Regions from separate parts of the Homo sapiens genome. Here region 2 is linked to region 1. The links are chromatin loops, found by intact Hi-C in ENCODE. Cell type or tissue: Calu3. All regions are shown on one strand. Each heading gives the region's core, and the rest is flanking DNA. Links, peaks and the distances in the headings are about the cores only. Region 1 overlaps LRRC72 (leucine rich repeat containing 72). Region 2 overlaps CRPPA (CDP-L-ribitol pyrophosphorylase A).

Region 1 (11,663 bases), core at 1,301-9,300:
CAAAAATACAAAAATTAGCCAGGCCTGGTGGCGTATGCCTGTAATCCCAGCTACTTGAGAGGCTGAGGCGGGAGGATCACTTGAACCCAGGAGGCAGAGGTTGCAGTGAGCCAAGATCGCGCCACTGGACTCTATCCTGGGTAACAGAGCAAGACCCTGTCTCAGAAAAAAAAAAAATTAGATATTCCTGAAAATAAGGCTAGATCTTATTGTCTTTTAAGATACGCTTTTGAAAAAACAACAGATAGAAAAATTTTTGTTTGTGAAATGCTATCTATCACATGGCTAATGAAAATGACAAAAGTAGCAAGAGGATTTACATGTTTAAATTTGTTTTTGGTTTTATCTCAAAAGTAAGTTTTAACACATATGATTCCATTTATGTAAGTGTCCAAGTAGGCACATCTATAGGGACAGCAACACCGAGAGGTAACTGTTTTTAAATAGATGAGTGTTGCCAACGGCCAAGGAACTGGGAGTTGTGACAGCTAGAGAGTAAAGGGTGTGGGGTTATTTTGGGGGTGATAAAACATACTAAAATTGACTGTGGTGATAAGTTGCATAACTTTGTGAATAAACCACAAACACACAAATCATATGTTTAAGCTGGGTGAACAGTGTGATACATAAAGTATATTAATAAAGCTGATACCAAAAAAAAAAAACTAAAAGACTTTTTAAGCTTTCAACTGGAGGCCCAGCAAACTTTATTCATATATATTGAATCACACCCAGTAAGGAACTAACCTATTGGAAAGAAGTGTGAGATGAGTCAAAAATAAATAAATAATACACCACTCCTACTCTCAATAAACTTATGGTCTTGAAGGGTAAATAAACATGTATACAACCACAATACAAGATAAAGGATTCTGGGTGTACTGAGGTAAAAGACCTACAGATCAACGAGTAGGTTTTCAGACTTTAGAGTTTAGAGACCTCTTTATAATAATGTAACGCAATAGATATATTTTTTAATTCCTTTTCTATTCATTTCTCAGAATTGCCTGAGACAGTGTTTTGAACAGTTGTAAGCTAGTATTGATGGTGAAAGTTCTAATCAGATAAATGTACAGAGAGTTACTAAGGTTTCCATATATTGTTAGTGTTATCAGTTATATCTACTGTACTGAGGGAAAATGATTCATTTGTTATAGTTAGATTCTTTAAACCCAAGTATTAAAATCACAAAATTACACCAAGTTCATGGCAATTTTATGCTTATTTTGGAGACGTGAGAAGGCTGCCTGCTGTCAGGAGTTTTTTTCACAGCTTTTGGATCTTCTGTGAAAGAATTGGCCTGCATATTTGAGTCACCTGGCCCCTGTCTGCTGGAAAAATGCTGCTATAATTAAAAGACTAGTTATGCTAGACCTAGAACACTTACCTTTGTTTTTCTATAAAATGGGCTGATAGCTACCTCTCAGGGTTGCTTCAAACATTAAGATAACTCTGTTTTTTTTTTTTAAGAAAACGTTTCTCACCATTAATGTTATTTTGAAGCAACAACAAAAATTGAAATTCTAAAAAAAGAAAAAAATTGTTTTATTGTGGATTATGTAAATCAGATAATGAAATAAATTGCATCCAGTCTCGAAATTCTGCTAATAGACTCAATAAAACGATATTTTAAATAATAATCATATAGTAATATGTTTGAATGTCTTTCCTGTTAAAAAAATGATTTATTATAGTCGCATTTAAATCTTTACAGCATCCTATGATGTGATTAGAATTACTCCCTTTAATCATGGAAATGAAAAGCTCAGAGATTTAACCAAACTCCTAAGGAGTGTTGAAACATAAACTCATGCCTTGTTTTACTTATCATTTATTTATTCATTCATTCAATAAATATTTATAATCTATTCATTCATTCATTTAATAAATGTTTATCACACATTCACTACATGACACTATTCTAGATAATAGGACTCAAATTTGAACAAGAAAGACCCAGTCTATACCTATATAGGGCTTACAAATTAGTAACACTCAGCCTAAATATTTCTTAGAGTCGAAGGGGTCTAATGCAAAATGATTTAATTTGCTACTTTAAAAACTCTATAATTTAAGGAAACTTGTTATAAAACAACATTTGGAGAGTGGTAAACAAGCTTACTCCCACAGTAATAAACAGAGTTATGCCCATAGTAATAAATAAGGTTATACCCTAAACAAAGGTGCCCAGCCCAGGACTGAATGGATCCTGAAATCCAGCCCATGCCCTGCTTGTCAAGGGTGTATGTGAGTGTAGAATTGTGCCAGGCATGAGGAGTGGGAATTTTCTAGTTTTTAAATACCAGCCTGGTAGTACAATGTCCATATCATTACCAGTCACAATAGTTTACGACCACTACTTAAAATCACAGTGACGTATTTCAAGTTACATAACTATAACTTTCCAGTTGAGAATCTTGTTGTGGGGTCATTTGTTTGAAATGGAGAAAATGCTATGTCCAATTACAAAAAACAAAAAGCATTTTCTAAAAATTCACATTTTGAACTCATGTTCCATTTTGGTTAAAGATATTGTATGAAAAATAGTTTGTATTTATTAGACAACTAACGTTATTTGTGCAGTCATGTCCTCAGATTAAGTTTCTATGAGCCTCATTTGCAATCACAGATTAGCTTTAGCTGATAAACTAAAATGAGAACTCTATGTATTTTCAAATGTAGTCATTTTTGTCTTTTTAAGTTGTAAATCCATATAAAATTATAAAGTGTTATTATTCCACTTAAATTACAAGTTCTTCAGAGGGTGAGAAAATAGCCTGAAGGGCAAAACGCTAATCCATTCTCAGCATCGCACCTTCCATTGGCATTTATGAGGAGAATTGCCAAGGACTGCCTAGGAGACGCATGGCTGAGAGCTTCAGGGAGGCCTAAACCAGCTGCAGAGTGTGAGGTCCTGGGAACTGGAATTCCTGTCTTCAGGCAGAGTCAGGGGGCCCCACCTCTTCTCTCTAGGCAGTCTACCTTTCCACACCCTCTCTTTCTAGCTCAGTTTTCCTCTTCCCTTCCCTCCTCCAAACTCTTTCTAAATCAGAATCCACATGTGTCAAAGACCCACTTTGTGGCTGATGGCTTTTATTAACTCCTGCCCCCTTTCCAGTACTAAGGGAAAAAAACCACCGCCACCAAAAGCCGCAGCAACAAAATGCTTAATCCACTCTCCTGTTCTAAACCTTCAGTTTTCTCGTTTCTTTCTAATTTTCTGTTTTATTAAACTCCACTGTTGGAAAGTATGCTTAAGACTCCTGCATGCCATAATTGTTAAGACCTGCTTCCTACCGGAGCTTCCAGGAATCAGCCTTGGGAACAGGGAGTTCCTCCTTTCGAGAGAGGGTCTCCATGTTTCCACAGGTATTGCCTTTAAACACTTCCTGCCGTTGTCTTCAGCAGTGGCCCCAATCCACTGCCCATGGCAAAAAGCCAGGGGAGCAGAGGGATTCTGGGATACGGGGAGGGACTAGGATCTCCAGGGTCCCTTCCTTTGAGCCTCTTTTCCTATAATGCCCTTCCAGGTGGGACCACCCCTCCCAAAAGACAAAACAATTCACCAAAGGAAAAGAACCAACAGTGTTTTTCACCACTGTTTGTCCTGAAAAAGAGGATATTCTGATCCCTCCTCTCTCGATCCTCTGCTTTATCGTAGTTTGCCTTTTACAATCAGGGGTGATTTCCATATTCAGTAAAAAGCACATGGTGTGTGGTGGCCACCAGATTTTTAGTTAAAACAAGATGGTGATTAACAATGGAGATGCTGACCTTACTAAGTAACCTTGACCCGGAGCCTCACAATCCTCCTATCTGATTATTGACAGCTGAACTTCCTTCCACAGGCCGTTCTCTATAGGCTTTTAACTTCTCCATGTCATTTTCTTTTTCCCATATATTAAAATTGGGATGTTGGTCTCTTATTAATTACATCAACTTTCTTCGAAGGCAGCCTTAAAAACATTGGGGTTCATTTAAATAATGATTTTAAATTCTGCTTTAAAAGTTTACAAAAAAATAACTGGAGCCAATTATTTAGATGGCTTTTTTTTTTCCTCTTCTGTCTCGATAATAAGTAGCTTCATACACGTGACTCCTGTAAGCCAAGCTTGTGCGGTAAGGTAGTAGAGACATTTTGATATATCATTGGGTAAATGTAAATTGCTTAGACTCAGAATCCCAAATTAAGATAAGCAAGACAGTGCTGGCGCCACTGAGGTATACTCTGTAAGTAGCCTAGAGGGAAGGTGGATTAAATAGTATTAACCTATTGAAAGTGAAAGTGTAAGCAATTTCTCTTCATGGTTTCTAAAAGAATGTGCCCATACATCATAGAAGGCTTTCAGAACATTCAGAAACAGGAAACTGATTTCACATCTTAGACATTTAATTTATGTTGATTTTAGCAGCATCAATCCAAAACTCATAAATCCAAAATGTTAAATGTTTAATAGTATAGAAGGAAAAAATAGAGTTAAAAATATGATTGCTTCTTCTAAAATTTAAGAGATAGGAAACAGTGAATAATAATGATGAAATGCCTGTCAAGTTATTTAACTCAATTTTTAAAGTTAATTTAAGCAGAGGATGGGCTAACAGTTCAGTTTTCTGATTTCGTGTCATTCAGTTTTTACTTTAGGATGAGATGAATGGTCAACCACAAGTCCATAGAGTTTTTAGTATCAATATGTTGCTAATAAGTAATGTAACAGTAGTAAATCCAAGTTTGGTGTTTTATTCAGCTGAAGCTAGTTTTTAAATTTCCATATAGAAGTTACTTAACCAAGGATTAGCAGAAAAACCCAAGAAATGAAATGAAATGGATAGTAATGTCCTCAGAGGGGAAAGAGAAGACGAAGGGTACACCTAGAGAAAACGTCATTGAAAGATGTTGGTATATTTTCCATTAACGTCATATGTAAAGGCAGACTCTACTTCCAGATGCTATAATGTATAACAGGGTTATGAGGTGTCAGATGTGATTCCCCAAGACAGTAACCACAAAGCAGACTTCTGTACTAAAGCATCTGTGACTTTTTCTTCCTTCTGAGTTCTCATTAGAAACAATTGTGTTTTGCTTTTATATCCTTGAAGAGGGTCCTTTTCTTTACTTTCTCTGGCTCGAACTACAATTCATGATCCCAATGGCTCTTTTATTAGTGGTTTAATATACATCTGTTCTATTCCCTGTCCTGCAGTTATAATTATTTGTTACCACTTTAAAATCCTTCTCTTTCAAGAATAAAATTCAGACCATTTTCTGTCATTTAAGAAATCTTGAAAAAAAAAAAGTTTTATTTTTCTTCTCATTTTCTCCATTACTTACATATTTCCTTTCTTTTAAATTTCTTTGTGGCTCCTGGCTCTACATTTTCCTGTATGCCTTTCCTCACTCCTGTAACTTTTGTTTATTATGTACCAGGTGTCTTCCATTGCCTGCTTTATGTCCCTCTAAAGCTCGCGTTTTCCACAGGGAATAGCTATATATAACGCTTTTATTAGCCAGAAAAAGTTGTGTTTATACAACAAATATCAGAATGCTTTATTACTACAGAGAAAACATCCAGATGATTGATTTTTTTTTTTTAGTTTTTATCTAGCTTGTTATCTTTTAAGCATGCACCTACCCCAATCTTCTTTATGTTACAAACTGCTCTTTAGAAATATTAATCAGTTTTTTCCGAGTTTCTAATGCTTACTATTTTCATGCCTTTATCAAACCTGTATTTTATGAATAGTCTACAACAGTACTCTTAAATTTCACATGTACATTAAGTGAGCTTCATTTTATTGAGTGAAGGAGTTGTGCGGTAGCTGGAGCTCTTTCTACTACTGCCATCTAGTGGTTCTCCTTATTAGGTGTATTTTCAGAAGAATTTCCTAGAAATTGCATGTAGGTAGGTGGAATCCGAATAACTAAAGATTACTGGCCAGGTGCGGTGGCTGATGCCTGTATTTTGGGAGGCCAAGGTGGGCGGATCACGAGGTCAGCAGTTCGAGACCAGCCTTGCCAACATGGCGAAACTCCGTCTCTACTAAAAATACAAAAATTAGCCAAGCGTGGTGGCAGGCGCCTGTAATCCCAGCTACTCAGGAGGCTGAATCAGGACAATTGCTTGAACCCGGGAGGCAGAGGTTGCAGTGAGCAAGATCATGCCATTGCGCTCCAGCCTGGCAACAAGAACAAGACTCTGTCAAAAAAAAAAAAAAATGCCCAACTGAAAATCATTAAAGTTTTATTTCACATTGTATTGAAAAAATATGTTTATTATCATCTAGGATGAATAGGGAAAATATCTTTTTTTAAAAATAAAGCCCTCACAACTTCTAGTTGAGGATGTTTAAAAACATAACTATGTGCTGATTCCCAAGGGATATGATGTCAAAAGTGCCAGGGCTGCTTCTGCATCCACATGCCCCCTTCTTCCAACCACTGCATTAGGAAGTGCGGTTTATCACACATCCTAGCACCTGCACACCAGGATCTCAGAACTGCACGTGCCTGGCCAGAGGTAGACAAGATGCAAGAGCCACTTCTGCTCAGCTCTGGTCCTGCTGAGATCTGAAGCTACTATTGACACATTCTGAACTATGAGCAATGGTGTGGAGGAAGTAAGTTCTATTAGAGCCGGGTGTTGTGTCTCTGCCTATCTTCACACATGCACCCTTGTGAACTTGGAGACTGAAAGAAGAGTACCAAGTGATATTTTAATAAAAAGTAGCCTCAAGACTCCAATAGAGCTGATATCTAGTTCTTCATTTACTAACTTATTTATGGACATGTTAAAAATTTCCCTCATTTGTTGCAGACTTGGGTCAATGATTTGATCATAGCCCTTAGCACAGTTCCTAGTGGATAGTAAGCACTTGGTAAATATTTGTTGAATGAATGAATTTAACAGATAGAAAAATTAACTGGTGCTCTAAGTAAAGGTTTAATGGGTCTATTGCTTGATATGGAGAAGAGCTTTACAAGTTCTTATGTTTTATACGAATCTCTTAATTTTTTGTATTTTATAAGTGATAAGTGAAACTGATTTTGAAATCTGACATTTTTATTTTGGATTCTTCATTTGCAGGTCTATACCAAAATCCTTTGTGCCAATATAACCTGTATCGTTTATATATCATCTACCACCTTCCAGGAGTGGAGCTGCTTGACCGAAATCGTAAGGACCCTTCCTTCTTGCAAAGAAATATTTGAGAAGTAGTCTTATAGCTCAGCGGTTTAAAAACGAAGACTACCTTTGAAAATATGTCTTTGTAAAAAATATATCTTTGAATAATTGTCTTTTTAATGGAAGTTTTTCAATTATTTATTTTTGAAAGACTTGCTCTCTAAAATTTGCCCTAATTTAGAAATTCATGTCTCTTTACTACTTTATTAGAAAGGCCCTCTAACTGAGCTGAGGAAAGTATTCCTTCTGGTCCTGGTTTTGACATTAACAGGTTGGATGCCAAATCGTTTACTTCCTGGCACCTTAGTTTCTTATCTCAAAAGTGAGGGAATTGGAATAAATCTCATAAGGCCAGTTTAAGTTCTAAAAGTCGTGATTTAAAAATTCTGTAAATATATATATATTGAAACATACAATGAATGATGACTTCTTTATGAATACATCTTCAAGATAGCATGTCAGATTTCTATAAGCCACATGCACACACACACACAATCAACCTCAGCATATTACACTTAACATTTTTTGAGGCCTATTTTGCCCCCAAATGCTATATTATCTATCTACTTACCTTTCTGTCTCTGCAGGTTTGAACATTCTTAATAGTTTATTACTGAGTAACCACTTTCTATAGGATACATCGGAAACTTATGGTTATACCTCTCCTTTCTAATAGCCTTGAGGAAATGAAAGGATGTTTCATGCTAAAATTTTAATCATCCTTGGTGATGTGTTAAAGGGTGTTTGGGATGCATTAGATTGAAGGATTAAGCTCTGTCTTGTGACATGTGGGGTGTATATTGAGTGCTTGTAAGATTATGGAAATAAGCGTGATAGCCCCTTTACAAAACAGTTTTGACAGGATGTTCTCATATATCATAGTTTAGATAAATACATTCTTGAAAGTGTTCAGTTCTATTTTGAATCACTCCGCCTATTTATAATGTTATGCAATAACATTACTTTTTGCATTTATCAGAAGTTACAGAAAAAGAAAGAAGATCAATGATTACCATTTTTAACCATAAAAAGGCTCATATCGTTCAATCAATAGCATTCGGAGGAAAAGTGGATGCTTCATGGGATCCTAAATCACCATTTAAGCAAAAACCAGCCCAGAGAGTACCTTCAGGTATTTCGTAAAAAAAAAAAAAAAAACAAATTTAATGAAATTAAAACTCCTCAAACTTTTGGGTAATTTGATTGTAATAATAACAACTACAATTTACAATAAACTTAAGTATCTATGTAATGGAATAATTTCTAATATATTTGCTAACCTTATAATACTTTTAGTCCAGTTAAAGTAGGTATGCAATTTTCATCCTCACTCATGCATGTGAAATTAAATGGGGTGCTGTGATAATAACGAGATAATACATTGAAGCCTCTATCCCAGTACCTAACACAGTATAAAGGGCTCAATAAATAAGCCATTGTTATTTTTATTACCACTAACATGGATGATTTTACCAATTAAGTCTATATAATTTTTGATAATATAGAAAAAACATGAAGAAGAAATAAAGATCATCTGCAATTCTACCATGCAGAAATAAGCACTGGTAATATTTTGATTATACTCACATACAGGGTCATTATATGCAAGTATAACTTGAATATTTTCAGGATGTTTCATTTGTAGGAATTTAATTTCATATTTGTAACAGAAATGCAAAAAAAAATAGGGGTTTAGTTTTCTCAGACAGCAAAGAATAGAAAGATAGGGTATCTAGGGTTAGCATAAAGTTCTACAATGTTGTCACTGTTCAAGGATATATCTGTCTTTTGTTCTGCTACTCTTAGTGTGCTTTATGATTACAAGGTGGCTGGTGTACCCCCAAGCCTCACATCTCCATTCCACGAAGGAAGAGAGGGTGGATAAGAAAAGGTGCAAAGGTAAAATCCTTTTCTTTATGACACTTCGCCAAAGAGACAACATACATTTTTAAAAAACCAAACCAATTATCTAGAAATAAAGGGGAAATTGAATTAAAAAATAGTTTGGAAGAAATTACCCAGAATGCTAAATGGAGAAAGAAAGCAATAGAAGATATGAATTAGATATTGAGAAAAGGAGAGACATTAGAAAGAGAAGGTCCAATATAACTTCAGTAATAGTTCCTGAAAAACAAATTATAGATAGAAATTGAGCAGAAGGTAATGTTTAAAGTGATAATGGCTGGAAATTTTCCCAAACTGATAAATAAATTCTTAGACTGACCAGACAATTACCAGAATTGGCAAAGAATTCTTAGATGCACCAGACAAAATGAATCCAAACACAAAAAAGACACATAACAACAACAACAACAACAAGAGTCTTCACCAAAGGCAAAACCATCTTAAAGCAGTCGGAGAGAAAACCCAGATGACCTACAAAAGAATAACACAGAGATTCACAACAGACTCTCCAACTACAATCGTGGAAGTCAAAAAACAGTGATCGAAAGTTTTTAAAATGCTGAGGACAAGTAATGGCCAACCAAGAATTTTATAACCAACTCAATTATTATTCAAGAATGAGCGAAAGGTAAAGGAAAAGAAAAAGAAGAATGAGGACAAAATTAAGACTTCCCTGAACTTTTTATTGTGAAAATTTTCTAACAGGAAAAGTTAAAGAATATTAAAATAAATATTGGTATATGCCCACATATATTCAACAAGTGTTCATATTCTGCTATATTTACCGCCCTCCATATCTGACGCTTTGCCTCTTTATTTAAGGACAGGTGGCCAGGTGCGGTGGTTCACACCTGTAATCCCAGCACTTTGGGAGGCCGAGGCGGGCAGATCACCTGAGGTCGGGAGTTTAAGACCAGCCTGACCAACATGAAGAAACCCCATCTCTACTAAAAACAAAAATTAGCCAGGCATGGTGGCACATGCCTGTAATCCCAGCTACTCAGGAAGCTGAGGCAGGAGAATCACTTGAACCTGGGAGGCGGAGGTTGCAGTGAGCCATTGCACTCTAGCCTGGGCAACAAGAGCGAAACTCCATCTTAAAAAACAAAAAAACAAGGACAGGTCTCCTCAGAAGACCTTAGAAGTCATTCCTAAATGAATGACTTACACTGCATTTGGCATTTCCAACTACAGTGTAAATTGGAAAATCAATGTATTGCCAAAGGATTAAAATGTTTCAGCAGCAGACATCATTACATTTCACTCCTGTCAACCTAAAAAAAGACATCAGAGAAAAATATCTCTTAAGATAATGAATTTATTTGGGAGTAAGCAAAAAGAATTATAACCCAGGATGCACAGCTATGGCAAGCCACAGGTGCAAGAGAGGAAGGGAAGGGAAGGGAAGGAAGCTTTTTATTTGGGAAAAAGTGGCCAGGCGTGGTGGCTCAAGCCTGTAATCCCAGCACTTTGGGAGGCCGAGGCAGGCAGATCATTTGAGGTCAGGAGTTTGAGACCAGCCTGGACAACATGGCAAAACCCAGTCTCTATTAAAAATGCAAAAATTATCTGGGTGCAGTGATGGCACCTGTAATTCCAGCTACTTAGGAGGCTGAGGCAGGAGAATCGCTTGCACCTGGGAGGTGGAGGTTGCAGCGAGCCGAGATCACGCCATTGCACTCCAGCCTGGGCAACAGAGGGAGATTCCTTCTCAAAAAAGAAAAGAAAAAAAAAAAAGAATTCACATAAGCCTCTTGGAAGCACAGTTCATTGATTCCAGAGGCCCAAAGCTACGAGTTCATTGGTGGAGATTCTGTTACTAGGCAAATGTTCTTTTGAGAGGATCTTATCTGAATTGTTGAGTCCTAAAGAATGTATAGTGATAAACTTGGTCATAGAAATGTGTGCATACATGAGAAATGTAGGTTATGACAAACATGAGTTGTGTGCAGGACACAAAATAATGTATTGTGGGGGTTATTTTGGAATGCCCTTGAGACAGGTCTTATCAGACATGCAAGCATGAGCTCTCCTTACTGCCTTCTGGCTCCAATTTGTTTGATTCTGACAAGAGTGATTTCATCCTGGTATCTGCAACTTTCACACTTTTAAATAATTTAGACTGAAAGTTTAAAAATAAGGACATTTTCCTGTTAACCATAATGTCACTCTCACACCTTAGAAAAAAACTGGTTTGTTTATATTACTTAAAATATAACTCGCCAGGCGTGGTGGCTCATACCTGTAATCCCAGCACTTTGGGAGGGCTAGGTGGGCGGATCACCTGAGGTCAGGAGTTTGAGACCAGCCTGGCCAACATGACAAAACCCCATCTCTACCAAAAAATACAAAAATTAGCTGGGTTTGGTGGCGAGCACCTGTAATCCCAGCTACTCAGGAGGCTGAGGTATGAGAATCGCTTGAACCCAGGAGGTGGAGGTTGCAGTGAGCCAAGATCACACCACTGCACTCCAACAGAACGAGACCCTCTCTCAAAACAAACAAACAAACAAAAAACCCATATTCACATTTTCTCAATTGTTCCAAAAAGGTTTCTACAGTGCTTTTTCAAACCAG
Region 2 (11,663 bases), core at 2,280-10,279, 260 kb before region 1:
TTTAACAAGAAAAAGCCTGATGAGAACATACCACAGATGCGGAATGTTGTCTGGTCACAGATGTGGAAAACCTGATTTAAAGTTCCTCATCTTTCCAACTTGATCCAAGGGATTCAAAAACAAACAATCTTGCACTTCAAATGCCATAATTTTAAGTAAAAAAGTTAAAGGATCGCTAAGAAATCAAGGGACTAGTTTCTGCATATGCATAAAACACACTCCAACACAGTATTCCTAGTTCTCAGCAATTCTGAACCAAAGGTATTCTCATGTGATTTTATTCATTGCAGTCAATGCCAATTAAAAGTATATTTAGCTACTTTCAATGTATAAATATAAAAGAATTTAACTGCTCTTCTATCGGTATAGTTTTTCAGAAACAAATAAAATATGGCATGAGGATAACTTGACAGTTGCTAAGTACTTATTGAAAGAAATCTACCGGTATCACTTATCTGAATAAGATGTAAGTTTCTGAACCAACAAGAATTTCAGAGAAAATCAATTCAATTTCCTTAAAATACCTAACAAATGGAAAATATTACATAATAACTGGAAAAAAGATTAACTAAAGCCAGTTAAAACCAAAAGGGATGAAATGGATTTCCAATTTTACCTATTTTTCCTCTTTTTTAATACACACAACCATATATGAAAACAGGCACCATGAGGCAGTTTTGTAGCACAAGTTTACTTGGGTTTGTACAAGTATAACCAAGAAAGAATAAAATAAAATGTTAAAAGTACTCTTTAGCCACAATATTGAATATATTAAGTAGATGAAGAATGGAGGTAGAAAATAAATGCAATAGTTTATTTAGAAATTCCACTGGGGCTTTTCTTAGAAACTCTTAGAATACTGACCTTCATGCCAGGATATGGTCAGCATACTAAATCAAGTGTGGGTTGGAACCGTTTGTATGGCTTATGCAAATCTATATAAAGTATGTTACCACTGGCATCTGTTACCACTTTAATCATTTGGGTTCATCTGAGCATGCAGAGCAGACTTGGGTGGGCTCAACCAGCTTGGGCAACAAAACTACAATACCTCTTTGTTAAGTGGATATTTACAAACTTATCAGTCAGTCCAGTGTCTTGTTGTACCAATTAATCATACTACTCCGTAGAAAATTGTTTTAAATTTCACTCACAGTAGAAGCCTGAATGAGTTAAACATTAAAGAACAACAACCAAATCCAACCCTCTGCCTAAGAAAAGGGATTATGACGAATACTTTTTTATACAGTTTTAACAAATTTGTAATTAATTATATTTTAATAGACTCTGAAAGACAAATGAAACTACCACTTTCTATACATGTTTCTTCAAATAGTTTACCATAAATGAAAATACATATAAACACACTGATGCTAAAATAAATTAAGCTTTAAAATTACCTAAAAACATAAGATAAAAATCAGATTTGGAGACTTGCTATCTACCACAATTTGGAGATTCTAGTCAAAAGCATGCCTTGAAGTTAGCAAACCTACACCAAATACCAATGAAAGAATATTCGTTTTTCTCCTAACATCAAAATTCCCATACTAAACCAAAGATGTTGACTTGAACATAAATTAAGATGGACCAAAACACACAGGCTACTTTGGTGACAAGTAAATTTTGGAGTACAAAATGTTCTTGCAAAACATGAGACATGATATTTATCCTAGAAATGTTTTCTAGCACCTGAAAACAAACTAAGTAAACAACAAAATAGTTACTTTAATAGAATACAATTTGTTGACCAGGAATAACTGTTATTTGAGAGAAAAAACAGCTCAGGAAGGACACTTAAAAAAAAACAAACATGAAGCACTCATCACAGAACAAAAAAAGTTCCATCCTAGAAAGGAAATCTGTTATGTCTAGATAATGAACATCAACTACCAGAACTAACAACAACAGAAAAAAAACAATTAAACAGTACCCCAAATCATTTTAAAACAATTATTTTGATTTGGAATTTTATTATTTTTTCTGAGCATGTCTAGAAATCTGTCATTACAACATTATATGCTTTTCACACACCTGTGATGCCAGTAACAAACACTTTCTAGAAGACTGTACTATGTGCTTAGGAAAACACTGGGAGAGAAAATTTTCTGTCTTACTTATAGGATTATTCTTCATCACACCAGCTGAAGGTATAGTTTTCAACTCAGAGGAATCAGAGCTAGGCAAGCTGAGCTTTATAAACCACTGATGTACTCACCCAAGAGAGAGCTCTTGAATCCAGCATCTGCTTTAGCAGGCAGCAGGAGTAGCTATGTGAATCAGAGGTACAAAATGGACATATCCTAGAGTCGAGTCAAACTTAAAGACAATGTAGACCTGAGCTTAAATAATGGATCTTGCTCTTACCAACCGTGTGACCCAGAGGAAAGTAACCTAGGTCAGGTTTCCCAACTGCAAAATGAGAGCAATGTATATATCTTACAGCGTTATTGTAAAGAATAAGTGAGATAACATATAAGGCACCTAGCATGAGTCCAATGTCCTCCAAGTCTTGGTTTTAAATCTTGACAAAGAATGCTCAAATACTATACCATTTCTATGTTTTAAAAGGAAAAAAACAATGATATAGTGATAGATATTCTAGTTCCCTATAAGCATGTGTCAGGAGCAGGGAGAGTGGTAAGGCAGGAGAGAAGGGCCATAAATTCCCTTAGATTCTAGGGAAAAACTGCAGCTGCATCTGTTAGCCTATTATGCAATTCAATTCAACTAAATGTTAGGGGATGCAACATAAAAATTAGACATTCTTTCCACCTTCATTGAATCACAATCTAAAACAGGTAATACAGTGTTGCAGGCAATGCTGAAATCCAAAAAGTTCTTAAAACCATAATAAACAATTGTTTTTATATAAATTTGCAGGCAAAATCAGTCCTGAACTTGAACTGGCTTAGAAGCTCTATAGCCTTTATTACTGCATTTAGCATAAACATTTATGCATCTTAAATTTCACCTTGTGGTAGGATACAAAATCCCACCTTTGGGTTTGTACTGGAACTCTACCACTGGCTTTCCTGGGCCTCCAGCTTGCAGCTGGCAGATCGTGGGACTTAGCCTCCATCATCACATGAGCCAATCCCTCAAAATAAATCTATGTATACATCCTATCTATATCTCTGTATATCCTGCTGGTTCTGTTTCTCTAAATAACCCTGATTAATACACTAGGAAAATGCCTACAGGTAAATATACAGCTCTCATAGTATGCTATATGCTCTGTTATATTTTGGAATTTTTTTTTAATCCAAGAGTTCTCTCTTTCCTATGCCCAGAGAGGCATTTCTACTATCAGAGACAATTTGAATACAAGTCATAAATGGAGGGGGTAAACTCAGGTGAGCAAACAAGCATTTGCAGCTGGGAGAGCATCGTAAGACTTAAAGCTCTTAATGCAATAAAGATATTATAACATGTGATGTACTGCAGTAGCTTCTAGAAGTACAAATTATTCCAAATTCTAAGACATATATAGCCCAAAGGTTTCAGATAAGGGAATTTGTACAATCTCTATTTAAGGGAGGGAAAAAAAGGAATAGAAATATAAAAAGATCAAACTGCCTAAGGCAGAGACTTGTGGTTAACATTCTCTTTCCCAAGTCAGCATTTGCTTTAGAACTCTCAAATACCCTATTATATGGAAACAATAACACTACTATAATACAACATCAAGTTCTTGAAGAAATAAGAGATAGAGATAAAATACATAAAATGCTTCAAATAATGCCCAGCACAAAGTAAGTGCCCAATTAATGCTGTGTAATAGTAATAGTGCCTAGGAAAATACTTTGAACATGGTTAATTTTGTGTCATAAATTATGTGTCATAAAAATGGTTAATTTTATGTGTCAATTACATCTGGCTAAGGGATCCCCAATTAGCTGGTAAAACATTATTATTGAGTGTGCCTATGAGGGTGTTTCCAGAACAGATTAACATTTCCATTGGAAGACTTAGAAGATCATCCTCACTGAAGTGTGGGAGCATCATCCAATCCACTGAGGTCCTGAACAGAACAAAAAGGCAAAGGAAAGGCAGATTCTCCCTTCTAAAGCAGAGACAGGTTCTGGGTCTTCTTGGGACTCCGACTGGGATTTACACCCTTGACTTCCCTTGTTCTCAGGCCTTTGGGTTTGTACTGGAACTCTACCACTGGCTTTCCTGGGCCTCCAGCTTACAGCTGGCAGATCGTGGGACTTAGCCTCCATCATCACGTGAGCCAATCCCTCATAATAAATCTATGTATGCATCTTATCTATATCTCTGTACATCCTACTGGTTCTGTTTCTCTAAACAACCCTGATTAATACACTAGGAAAATGCCTACAGGTAAATATACAGCTCTCATAGTAGGCTATATACTATATTACACTTTGGAATTTTTTTTAATCCAAGAGTTCTCTCTTTCCTATGCCCAGAGAGGCATTTCTACTATCAGAGATAGCCTTGAGTACAAGTCATAAATGGAAGGGGTAATCTCAGGTGAGCAAACAAGCATTTGCAGCTGGGAGAGCATCGTAAGACTTAAAGCTCTTAATGCAATAAAGATATTATTTAGAAATAAACCTATAAAAGACTGAGGAGCAGCCTAGAGGAAGATGTCTGGAATTTAATGTACAAACTAATCAACCAGAGCTCCTGTTAAAATGTATATTCTGACTGAATGAGGTGGGGCCTGAGATTCTAGTCCTCAGGTAATCACAATGCTGCTGGTCTAGAGCATTTACTGAGAGTAGAAAGGCCCCAGAGCAGTGATCCTCAAAGTGTACCAGAAGCATCAGAATCTCCTGGGAAGTTATTAGATATACAAACCCTAAAATATAAGGAAACTAAAAGTTTGTTGACCTAAATGAGCTGTTTACACTAGGCAGGTCAGATTTATCTTTCCTAAGAATAAAAGTAGAACATGTTTTAAATACTTAAAAAATAAAAGTAGCAGACCAGAACCTATTACATAGACAAAAGCCATTTCTGCAAACAATTTCCAAAGTCATAGCCCCTGCAATAACACTTGCAGTATAGGTTTTTACATTTTTAAGAAGCCTCTGATAATATATAGGCCAAGTATTACAATTATATTCCTCAGTCGAACTACCAATTGTTGACAAAAAAAAAGTCATTGCTATTTTCCTACGTAGTACATACAAAGCTCTGTGAAGAAACCAAACTGAGTTTTATATTTCCTTGTGTTGAGGACACGACCGACCACATCATCATTCAGCCGACTTTTCCAGAGTAATGTTTACACATTGCTTGGTTGATATGTAAATATGTCAAGATTTTGATTTATAGCTATAAATGGTCTGTTTACATACACACAAACAGATGCATAAGTTATAGTACATTAATAGTTTAAAACAACATATCCTTGAAGGACAAAGAACTTGAGGGTAAACAACAAATACATTGTCATGATCAGAGAAAAGATTTTCATTTTCTGAATGTGAAGTCTGTTGATGGTTAAATAGGGTTTCCCAAAATTTTTTAATAAATTGATGCACTCAGAATGCAGGTTCAGTACATTTTTCTACTTCGAAAAAAGTTTGAATTTGGAAGTTGACCTCTCAATGAAAACCTGAGCATGTAGTTCTAGCCATAATCTATCCTCAAAGAAATCAGTTACTAACACACTGTAAAGCATCACATGTGTTTCAGGATTGGGGTGAACATCTCCGATTTTGCTAGGAGTCCATATTTTAAAATAGTGGTTCTCTATCAGTGGAGATGTTTTTATCCCTAGGGAACATTTGGCAATATCAGGAAACATCTTTGACTGTCAAAACCAGGGGAAGGGGAGTGAGGGATGGGTACTTCCAGCAGCTTGTGAGCAGAGGCCAGGCGTGCTGCTAAACAACTTGTAATGCACAAAACAGTCCACACAGCTTAGAATTTTCCAGACTAAAATGCCAATATAGTGCCAAGACTGAGAAAGCTGACTTAAATAACAGGCTACAAAAATACAGAAAGACTGTCCCTAATGCATCTTAATTACATTCCTTGCACAGTGTTAAGCAAAATAACAAATGCTTGTTGCTTATTAAATAAACTACCTCTATTTAGCTGGGATCTTTGAGTCGGAGATGAAAAAGAACTAAAAAAGAGTTATCACACATATGATATCTACAATTACAAAATTGCAGTCATTGTCAGAACCCAAAAGAAATTTTAAAAATCACCCTGTCCAGCCTAATTTCTCCAGTTAGGAAAAACAATGTTTCTCACATGGAAGATGCTATCTAATGTACCGACACGACACTGTTAAGGGGAGAGGGCAGTCCTCTTAATAGTAAAAATGAGGTGAGACCTTTACAAAATTATTAAAATCAGGTTTTGCTATTTTCCTTCTAATAGTATCAATGTCCCATACTTCCCTCAAGTTAATAAAGTATTTCCTGTATAAAAATTAAAATCAATGTGGTATCATAGTAACTGCTATTTCTCTAGCATGAAACACATAAAATGTAATTATTTTCAAAAAACAAATCAGAGACCTTGGCCTACAGGCTTTTCTGCTTTTGAGATTGCTGGGATTTAAACTGTCATGAGAAATTCCGAACTGGCTTACATTTTTGAAACACAGGAACTGACAGTCATAAGGCCAAACATACCCTTAATAATCGATTCAGCCGCATAGAGATCTCGTTTGTAGGTCACCTAAAGGACAGATAAACTTCATTAGACTTAACAGAGCAGGAAGGAATGTGCAAGCAATAAAATAATGCCCCCAAGGAAATTCTTGATTTTTCAGAAGCTATAAACATGTAATACTGACATTTTCTCAATTAGAAAAGCATCAGCAAATTCACATAAAATATATTCTATTTCTACAAATGGCTGATTTGTTTTTAAATCTTTGAATAAATTAAGATATTATGTGGCAGTTGTTACCGAAATCTTAATGTAACTCAAGTATTATACTTAAAGAAAATGTGGTAGCATTTAAACAACAGTATTAACATGACTGCATAAAAACGAGGTTTTATACTAGAGAAAAAAAGGTAGGGTGGAAGTCTCTGTATAACAAAAAAGTCACTGAGTTACATTCTTAGCTGAAATAATTCTGAAAGGTCAATTTATGTTAAGAGGGACTTCCTTCTGAATTACATATATCCGTATGAACCTAGATAAGATTCACCTTGTAAGATTTTTATTAAAAATGTGGCTAAAATAGAAAGAGCCTATAGGGTACCACTATGTGTCTAAGAACAATGATGATCTTTCCTTAAAAATATGCAACCTCTTGGGAGGCCAAGGCAGGCGGATCACGAGGTCAGGAGATCGAGACCATCTTAGATAACACGGTGAAACCCCGTCTCTACTAAAAATACAAAAAATTAGCCAGGCGCGGTGGCGGGCGCCTGTAGTCCCAGCTACTCGGGAGGCTGAGGCAGGAGAATGGCGTGAACCCGGGAGGCGGAGCTTGCAGTGTGCCGAGATTGCGCCACTGCACTCCAGCCTGGGCTACAGAGCGAGACTCTGTCTCAAAAAAAAAAAAAAAAAAAAAAAAAATGCAACCTCCTCATAATTGTAATCTGTTCCTTGTAATGTAACCTGCCAACATGGCATGTGTCTGTCCTATGGCAGATACTTCACAGACCCCCATCCAGTGAGCTCAGGTACAGAAAATGTAAGTGCATTGTGTTGCAGAATTAATTCTATATCACAGAGCTGAAATACATAGTAAATAATGACACAGTATAAATAAGCTTTTATAAGGTCTTAAAAGCTACATTCAAGCACCTAGATATTTATGATGCAAGTGTTCTAAAAACCCACTTTGAGAAATTCCTACCATATTATTACCTCACCATGCCTAAACTCAGCTGAAATAGCACACAGAAGCACAATCAAATAAAAGAGAGAAAAAATGAGCTGAACTAGGTGAGTGCCAGGTGTTGGGTTGGAATTTCACCCACACAGAACCTTTCCTCTTCTTCAGGTGGCCCCTGAGGCTCTAGTGAGCACAGTCTGAAAACCAGCAAATTAGAGGATTGAAGTTCTTTCTCATCACTACAGGACTGATTTTTTTAAGTAATTTTTCATTATAGAGTGTTGTGCAAGGTCAAAGGAAGACTACTGATCATGCTAACAGAACGAAAGGAACTTCAATACTCATTGTCAGGGTGTTGGGTTTTTTTAATTAAAATAAGGACAACCCATATTGCTGTAAAAGTTAGATGGAAAAAATGAATAACCCATCAATTGAGAATTACAACATTTTCCAGTCATACTGCTTTTGAAGTACGTTAGCTATGTAGGAAAAAAATAAGGCTAAAAGTACTTTAAAATTCACTAGTTTTGGTTGGCATGTGCTTGTTTTAGAAATACTATAGCATTTCACATTTTAATAGATTGGTTGAATTGCTTGAACAACTTTTTATCTGTGTTATCAAGTTAGCTGCTACTTTATTTCTGGATAGTAAGGTATAGTTTTGGTCCAGGATTTACCTGCCAGGATAAAGGAATAGCAGAGGAATCTAATTTGGATAGAAGTGCAGTAGCCCACTTCACTAAACAAAGTTTCTGTACAAATCTAGTAGTTAGCTAATCTGGAGGATAAAAATTCCAATTTCATAGGCACGGTAAGGTAATAATACGGTGGGAATTTCTCATTCCTATCACGTCTACATGTTGTTCTTGTTTCTGTGTTGAGACATAAAATAGTAAAAAAAAAAAAAAAAAAAAAAAAAACTTTCAGAACACAGCCAGTTGGCCACTATCTCCAATAATTTAAGGTGACACATAAAGTTCTCCCATCTTTCCCTTCACAATAAATAGGCAAAACTTACATTTCAAAGATAATAGAATGTTTATTAGGTATAGATTTTTCAGAACTTATTTCCTTACCAATCATATACATATAGAAAATATTCTTTTCTGGATACCTATATAAAATGCTGGATAACTATATAAAAATATCTGAAGAGAAACAATGTCACCATATTGTGTTTTTGAAATTACAAAAACCAAATAGAGACTACTTTGTTTCTTTTGTTTTTAAACAGATGCTGAAATACTTGGACCTTAAAAAAATGTATTCCCCAACAAAAGGAATCCTCAAAAGTCATTCATTCCAATAATATTGTGATTACACAAAAACTTCAGAAACTCCTAAAAAAGCACATTCAGACAACGGAACACAGTGGTTAAATTTCTTCAGTAACTGGTTATCAATCTTGTATGGCTTGAAGATGGTTTTGACATTTAGAAACAAGATGTCTGTTCAATTAAGCCTGTACAGTGTAGTAAGAGACCAAGTTAATTAAAAGTAAATGGGGTCACAAATATGGTACAACTCTAAATTAAAGGGACTCAAGTTGTTATGCAGACTAGATGAAATCTCATCAAAATAAGAGGGTTTACTTGGGCCTGTCAAAGCAAGACTACTCCAGGAAAGCATGACAGCTGATCCCTACTCCCAGAACCAGTTCTGTACTCCTCAGTGCTTATCGCCCTGGTGGGGGTAGTGGGGTACCGTGGCCATTTTCTACCCTGCATGGTGTGTTGAAAGAAAAAAAAAACTGATATTATCTCCAGACCCCAGAAGAGCTAGCACAGGAAGGTGACATCAAGCCAGAATGTTTACCTTTTACTTTTACCAAAACGTATTTATAAAATACAAAATACAGACCAGCCTGGCCAACATAGTGACACCCCGTCTCTACTAAAAATACAAAAATCAGCCGTGCATGGTGGCAGGCACCTATAGTCCTAGCTATTTGGGAGGCTAAGGCAGGAGAATCACTTGAACCCAGGAGGCAGAGGTTGCAGTGAGCTGAGATCTTGCCACTGCACTCCAGCCTGGGTGACAGAGCAAGACTCCATCTCAAAAAAATTAATTAATTAAAGAAAATAAAATACAAAATAATCCTCCTAGGATTTCTGGTGGCAACTGAAATTCTACTACTGAAATTCTAGTACTACGTGCAGTCCTCAGAAATTTCAAGTCAGTCTTTAAACCAATGTGAAGTGAACTCCCTGACTTTTCAGGGGAAAGGGAAGGTGTATTGTTCCATGTTTCAGGATCTTCCTTCGCCTTACACTGTTACATGGTAATAAAATGCCTCAATTATGTCCAAATATGTCTTTTACTGTCAGATTTTTGAATCATGTTTCAAGTACATGGCCATGCCATCTGAGTCCAGTACCAGTTTAGCATAATTGTACTAGAACTTTTCAGATACATTTTTTTTTAAAAGGCAGCATCTTTGGAGTTAGTGTAGAATTAGGACACTAATTTCAAAGCATAAACTCCATTGTTGTGTAAAACAAATACTCTCATCATACAAAATAAGATCACAAAATTAAAGTAAAAGCCTAATGACAAATCTTACAATGTTATCAAAAGGGGTTAAATAATTAGCTATGAAAATACCAAAAAAAGAAGTCAAAGATGAGACAAGAGGCAGAAAGAGAAAATAGGGACCCTGAAAACAACAGCAATATTTGCATTCTAGCATCACCTCAGTTAACAGGGAAAAAAATGTGATACCAAAAAACAAACAAACAAAAAACGCTTATAACGTCTATCTGTAAGACATTTTCCCCAATCCAGAGCACGACAGGACTTTTAGGGTCCAAGCTCCCTTTGAAGCATGGCATTATTCAAATCTCATTCATAAGAGTAGAGCTCTCTACTTCCATTCCATGTGGAAAGTGATGCTATGATGCTGATTTCTAGTGGGGGGATCGCCCTTTCAGCATGTGTTTCCCAGGACTGCTACAGTGAATTACTACAAACTGGCAGACTTCAAACAACAGAAATTTGGCTGGGCGTGGTGGTGGTGGGTCACGCCTGTAATCCCAGCACTTTGGGAGGCCAAGACGGGCAGATCACAAAGTCAGGAGATCAAGACCATCCTGGCCAACATGGTGAAACCCCGTCTCTACTAAAAATACAAAAATTAGCTGAGTGTGGTGGCAAGCGCCTGTGGTGGCAAGCACCTGTAGTCCCAGCTACTCGGGAGACTGAGGCGGGAGAATTGCTTGAACCAGGGAGTCGGAGGTTGCAGTGAGCCAAGATTGTGCCACTGCACTCCAACCTGATGACAGAGCAAGACTCCGTCAAAAACAAACAAACAAAAAAATTTATATTCTCTCACAGTCTGGAGACTAGACATCCGAAATCAAGATACAAGTAGGACCCTCTGAAAGCTTTTGGGAAGAATTCTTTCCAGCCTCTTCCTAGCTTCTGGTGATGGCTGGCAACCCCTGCCATTCCTTGGCTTGCAGATGTGTCACTCCAATATCCACCTCCATCATCACATGGCCTTCTCCCTGTATCTGTGTCTCTTCTATTCTTGTACAGATATTAGTCATATTAGCTTTAGGGCCTACCCTATTCCAGCAGGACCTCGTCTTCACTTGATTACATCTGCAAAGACACTATTTCCAAATAAGGTCACATTCACAGGTGCCACGGATTAGGACTTGAACATACTTTTTTAGAGGACAGTTGAACCCACAACAATGTCCCTAAAAAGGGACTCACCAGTGGAACCAAGAGAAGCACTGTGTGGAAAGGCCAATCAGGTTAGCGTGCACTGATATTTGTTGCACATAAAAGGGGAGCAGAGCATCAAGATGTACCTGAGGACTAACACTCTTGCTGGAGAGAACAGAGAAATATAAACACCTCACCAAAA

Evidence for each region. Peaks named below come from ENCODE experiments on the same cell type or tissue, not always from the same donor. Only the 100,000 strongest peaks of a DNase experiment are listed, where the experiment ranks them.
Region 2: a loop joins it to region 1, with 2.8 times the contacts of the local background. A loop is called at or near these places in 2 of 110 quality-filtered maps.

Annotation. Positions count from the first base shown.
Region 1 is chr7:16,559,231-16,570,893 of GRCh38, forward strand. LRRC72 (leucine rich repeat containing 72) reads left to right here. Exons shown (of 9, transcript NM_001195280.2): 6 at 7,083-7,172; 7 at 8,161-8,313. Among named protein-coding and RNA genes, the nearest start is that of LRRC72, 38 kb to the left of the region's middle. In Calu3, for the core only: a CTCF peak has its summit at 5,864 (motif pointing left); a DNase peak (open chromatin) is centred at 5,921.
Region 2 is chr7:16,294,795-16,306,457 of GRCh38, forward strand. It overlaps CRPPA (CDP-L-ribitol pyrophosphorylase A), which reads right to left. Exons shown (of 10, transcript NM_001101426.4): 5 at 6,627-6,672. Among named protein-coding and RNA genes, the nearest start is that of CRPPA-AS1, 90 kb to the left of the region's middle. RefSeq lists a silencer at 5,637-5,837. In Calu3, for the core only: no CTCF peak of the experiment used is centred there; a DNase peak (open chromatin) is centred at 6,597.